Linked DNA regions of Homo sapiens: region 2 is linked to region 1. A link is an interaction called in ENCODE POLR2A ChIA-PET data of the cell type or tissue named here. Cell type or tissue: HepG2. All regions are shown on one strand.

Region 1 (2,500 bases):
ATCCTTCCATTCTAAAGGCCAGCTCCATGCCCACCTCCTCCAAGAAGCGCCAGCTGCTGCCCCCAGGCCAGCCTCCACCTGCTCCCACAGGCTGGGGAGTGGTCAGGGAGGGTTTGCAATGTCCAGCTGCCCTGTCTCCTGTCCCAGGCAGCGATGTGTCCAGGGCTCCATACCAGCTCCAAGCTCTCTGCCTACAGCTCCCTCACATCCACACTCACTGGGTCCCAGCTGGAGACCTGGTGGCTTTGAGAGGATACCGTGGCTTCTTGATGTACCTGAAGACTTTGGAACGCCAGAAGTGTTCAGTCCTGTGATGGGTGTCAGCCAGGCCCAGAAAGCACACAAACTGGGGGACACATATGCTAAGTTATCCAGAAAGCCTCAGGGCTGGGGCTGGAAGAGGAGGGCCTTGCCATCCCAAGGTGCTGGTGTGTCCACACGCCCCTGGGGTGACCGTGTGCATCTGTGTGTGTGTGTTTGTGGGTGGGTGGCTGACTACTCTGAGTTTGTGGGTGATTCATGTGTACCCTCGCGACAGGCTGTGTTCAGATAGTCTGCTTATGTGCTTGAATTCAAGGACACAAACATCCCTAGGTGCAAGCTTGCACGCACAGTCCTCCCTACACCTCCACACGCAACTCCTAATCATCCCTCAGGATCCTCTCCCCGCCCTGCTTCAGCCTTAAGGCCTGCTCTGACCCTCCAGCCCATCCCACTGACCTGCTGACCTTCATCCCAGACACTGCTGGGTTCAGCCCTGGAGCCTGGTCACTCTTGCTCCCTGAGGGTGAGGTTGACTCCTTTTTAAATTACCCCTAAAGCCCCACTTAGGGAGACACAGCCTTATCAATCAACACTCCTTGAATGAATTAAAACAAACTCCAAGGAAAGGAACTGCATTTGGGTGGATGGAAACAAGAGCTCTCAAGCTGTTTTCTTTCCTCTTTACCCTTTGCTCTCTGTCTCTTCCCATCTGTACTTTCTCTAACTTGTTTGCTAACTCAATCGTCAGCTTAGAAAGTACTTCCTTGTATACCCTCCTCTCATTCAAATCTCATGACAATCCTCCAAGACACGAATAATTATCCTCATTGCACAGATGAGGAAACTGAGGTTCAGGGAGGCTACGTGAGTTGCCCAAGGTCACACAGCCTGGAAGGAGTGGGTAGGGACTAGAACCCTCATGCGTGAATGGACACCACCTCCCACCACTCCCCACCAGTAAGTAGAGGGTGGAGGGTAAAGGGCGATCCAGGGGCTCGGAGAGGATTGGCCTCTTCAAGCCCTCTCCATGGCCCAAGGTCACCGTGGGAGGGAGATGCACCTGGCCCCCAGGGCCAGGGGTTACCCCACTCGGCCAGCAATGGGAGAGGCCATGAGATCTGTGGACATTGTTCCTGGGCCTGTGGTTACTGATTTGACAACAGCCCTGTTCCTCCCCAGCCAGCCAGGGAGTTAATGATTAAGGAGGAGATTAAATATTAACCACCTGTGGGGCCACGGCGTAATGTCTCCATCTGCACCTGAGCCTACCTAAAAATCCCTCCCACCTGCCGTGGGCCAGCCCCACACAGGGCCTCTAAGCCCCTTGCTTAGGGATACCACTTCCCCATGCCCCCATCCTGCCCTGGCCCTGGCCCTGGCCCGTGTCCACCCCATCTCACTCTCTCATACCCACAGCACAGACCCAAGGACTCTTCCTGTAGCTTGGAAGCTGCAAGCTACACCACTGTAGGCACTCCTGGTGGGCCTTCTGGAGGAGAGGACCTGCCTGAACCCAGCTACTCCTGGGGCTTGGAGAGTCCGCAGGTTACATTCCTACCTGTGACCTCGTTTATCAGTGCTCTTATCGCTCTTATCTCCCAAGTCGTTCCTCCTAAAGACCCCTCTGAATCTACACATCCCAGGCCCCAACACCCTGGGCTACAGCAACTCCCCAACACGCCATTCTCTTCTTTCTTCTAGCAGTTAGAATCTGGGTGTGTTCTGCCTCCAGGAAGCCTCTCATATTAACCTGGGCTAAGGTCTCTGCGGGCCTCTGCTCCCCAGCTTCCCTTAGGCCGGGGTGATTCAGGCTGGCATTGGCTGCTGCACGGCTGCAGGAAACCAGCTGCATCTGTTGGAAGGTCCTTTGAAGTTTAAGTGCACAGCCTCCGAGCGCTGGGGGCGGGGACTGCTCTATCTCACCTAAGCCTAGGGCCTGCCCCTGGGTGAAGCCATGGTCACCCTCCCCACAGCAGGAACCACAGGCAGTATGACACAGGGTTCACCTGCGTCTTTTTCTATAAATATAGAAAAATGGAATTATTTATTCAAATAATAACTCTATTGATATGCTCTCATTCCTGTTTGTGGGGAAGCCCCAGATGACTGTGTGGGTAAGTTACTATGGTACGTAAGCCCCACCGTAGCCTGGGCCTGCACTGCTCTCTCTGCATGTCAGTGAACTGCATTGACACTGCAGGCCTAGTGACAGGCAATGTCATCCCCATTTTACAGA
Region 2 (2,500 bases), 210 kb before region 1:
TGTCTTAGGCTTACTCACAAACATGAAGCTGGAGCTAAGAAACAGGCATGTGACTGCCTGCCCACCCTTGTTTGTCCTCCTCTAGGGCCTAGTGTCACCAGTGCCTTGCTGGGTAGCAGCTGCTCTAGTTCCCTGATGGAGATGGGGCTGTTTGTCACTCTGGGGTGACTGAGGGGCCAGTAACCCTCCACCAAGATGGCAGCACAGCCAGACAGGAGGGCTTTTGTCTCATCTTGATCCTCCTGGGAGGCCTGGCCATGGCCCGAGTTTGCTCAGTGTTAATTATTGACCAGGTACCCAGGGACAGGGCCCCGCTGTCCAGCTGGATGGAGGGCACATGGGTCTGGGGCCTGGGCCTCCCAGTGGATGGAGGGCACATGGGTCTGGGGCCTGGGCCTCCCAGGGCATCAGGTGGGGCTCACCTGGGGCCAGGGGAATGGAGGGCGCCGGCCTTGAGTAAGGATCAAGGAGCCCCAAATGCCTCCCCCACTGCTCCCCAAGTCCAGGATTAAATGTGGTAGAAAGTGCCCAGGCCAGGGTGGCTGGAGATTCTGCATGGAGAACATCCTCATTCCTACCCTCAGAAGGACAGGGAGGAGGGGGAGAAACACCTTTACCCCAAAAAGGAAGGAGATGGAGGACAGAGAGAAGACCCCAGAATGAAGGTGTGAGGGTCCCTGAGCTGTGTGGAGCTGCATGCTTAGACCCGGAGTCCCCACCCGGAGCAGCACATGGCCACAGACACCCTCCTCAGGCCCTCTGATGGAAAATGCCAGCCCAAGAGGGTGTCAGGAGAGCTGATTCATTCTAGGCCAGAGGGAAGAGGGATGAGAGATCCCCCAGTCCTGGCGGGACCATGACCACCTCTGGTTTCTGGCCCTGTGTGAATATGGTCTTGTCCACCCCATCAGGGAGGCCTCAGCCAAGAGCAAGGAGGAAGGTCCACAAAGGGCTGTGTATCAAGAGGCAGGAGGAGAGGAGAGAGAGTGAGTGATGCTGTTTACAGCAGGACCAGCTCTAGTGCTTGTTATATGCGTACGTGATCCTGTTTGATCATCCTAAACAGTGATGAGAGCAGGGTGCTATTACTATGGCCATTTCATAAACGAGGAAACTGAGGCATAAATCGGGCCACTTGTCCAAGTCCTGGAGCTGGGAAACAGCAGAGCAGGGGCAGTCTGATTCCTGACCTGGGTCCGGTATAACTCTGTTATCTGCAGGGAGCAGGGCAGAGGGGCAATGCAGGAAGGGGAAGGGGCTCCATGCAGCTGCGGGTTGCAGAGAAGAGGCCCAGCGAGACCAGGCCTCTGGCTCAGGGCATGCCTTTGAGGTGGAGGTGGGGTGGGAATCTGGCTTCTTCTCGATAGGGAAGGAGAATGTGTGTGCTGGCCTCTGGGTGTCAGGCAAGTGTGTCCCAGGCTGGCTTGCTCCCACAGCCCCCACCTCCTCTTCCCCTGGGGCTTTACCGGTGAGAAGTCAATATTGATGTTTTATGACCCAAGATAAACACACATTTTTTTCCTCCCATGGAGGGTTTATCTGGTCTAGAGGGTTAATCAATGACCACTTGGAGGTGGGGGAAGCCTCTGAGAAGAAAGCAGCTATTCAATTCCAGCCCTTTACCCAGCCTCTCCCCTTCCCTCCTCCCCACTACCACCTCCCCTCCCACCCTCTAGTGGGGACTGACCTGGCCCTGCAAGTGGGTGGGGGCAGGACATTTGGGAATCTGAGGCTGGAGTCCATGTGGGTGCGTTCAGGGGACTGTTAAGTAGGATGCATCCAAGGAGAGTGTCCCTAGAGCTGTGTTTGCCCTGAGCACGGTGTTGGCAGGGCAGGTGGGCCCTGCATGTGGCTGTCATGGGACCAGCCTGGTTAGGAGTGGGAAAGAGAAAATAAGTCTCGTGTCACAGAGCACTCAGAGATGACACAAGATAATGCGGGTTGCTCCTCTTGAGAACAGGGGCACTGGAGCACAGTGTGGGGCCCGACCCTGCCTCTTACCTGCTGTATGGCCTTGGACAGGTGGCTTCACGTCTCTGGGCCTCAGGTGCCTCCTGTCTCCTCTAGGGTGGTTTTGAGAATCAAACGAGATCCTGTACTTGCAGAGGAGAGAACGCAAATGGACTGTCGCCTCCTCTGCCTTCCTTGGGAAGAGCATCATTCATCTCAGGGCTTGTTAGCCTTCTGCCTACAGAAACACAGTGATGGGTCAAGGGTTTAGAAAACTGAGGGCCCCTGAATATGTACGGCTGAGATGAAGCAAGAACTGAACAGATCTGCGTAATAAAGCGAAAGGAATGCTAATGCTGATGCTGTGAGGGCCGCTCAGGAACGCGGTCAAGGCACAAGAAATGGATGAGAACAGAGAGATACCTGGCATCAGGAGAGAGAGGGAGGCTTAGAGAATGTGGTGTGGGGCAGAGTAAGGACCGGCCAAGAAGCAATGCCAGGAAGAGATTCCCTGTGCTGGGGAGTGACCAACATGTTTTGAAGATGTGAT

The links. Peaks named below come from ENCODE experiments on the same cell type or tissue, not always from the same donor. Only the 100,000 strongest peaks of a DNase experiment are listed, where the experiment ranks them.
Region 2: POLR2A ChIA-PET joins it to region 1 with 21 read pairs; 9 of 35 experiments call an interaction of 5 or more read pairs at or near these places.

Annotation. Positions count from the first base shown.
Region 1 is chr2:43,192,889-43,195,388 of GRCh38, forward strand. No RefSeq gene overlaps it. Among named protein-coding and RNA genes, the nearest start is that of ZFP36L2, 32 kb to the right of the region's middle. RefSeq lists an enhancer at 1,122-2,041. In HepG2, no CTCF peak of the experiment used is centred here; DNase peaks (open chromatin) are centred at 636, 1,403 and 2,153; H3K4me3 peaks cover 1,460 bases.
Region 2 is chr2:42,978,282-42,980,781 of GRCh38, forward strand. No RefSeq gene overlaps it. Among named protein-coding and RNA genes, the nearest start is that of LINC01819, 60 kb to the right of the region's middle. In HepG2, a CTCF peak has its summit at 1,403; DNase peaks (open chromatin) are centred at 210, 870 and 1,540; H3K4me3 peaks cover 496 bases.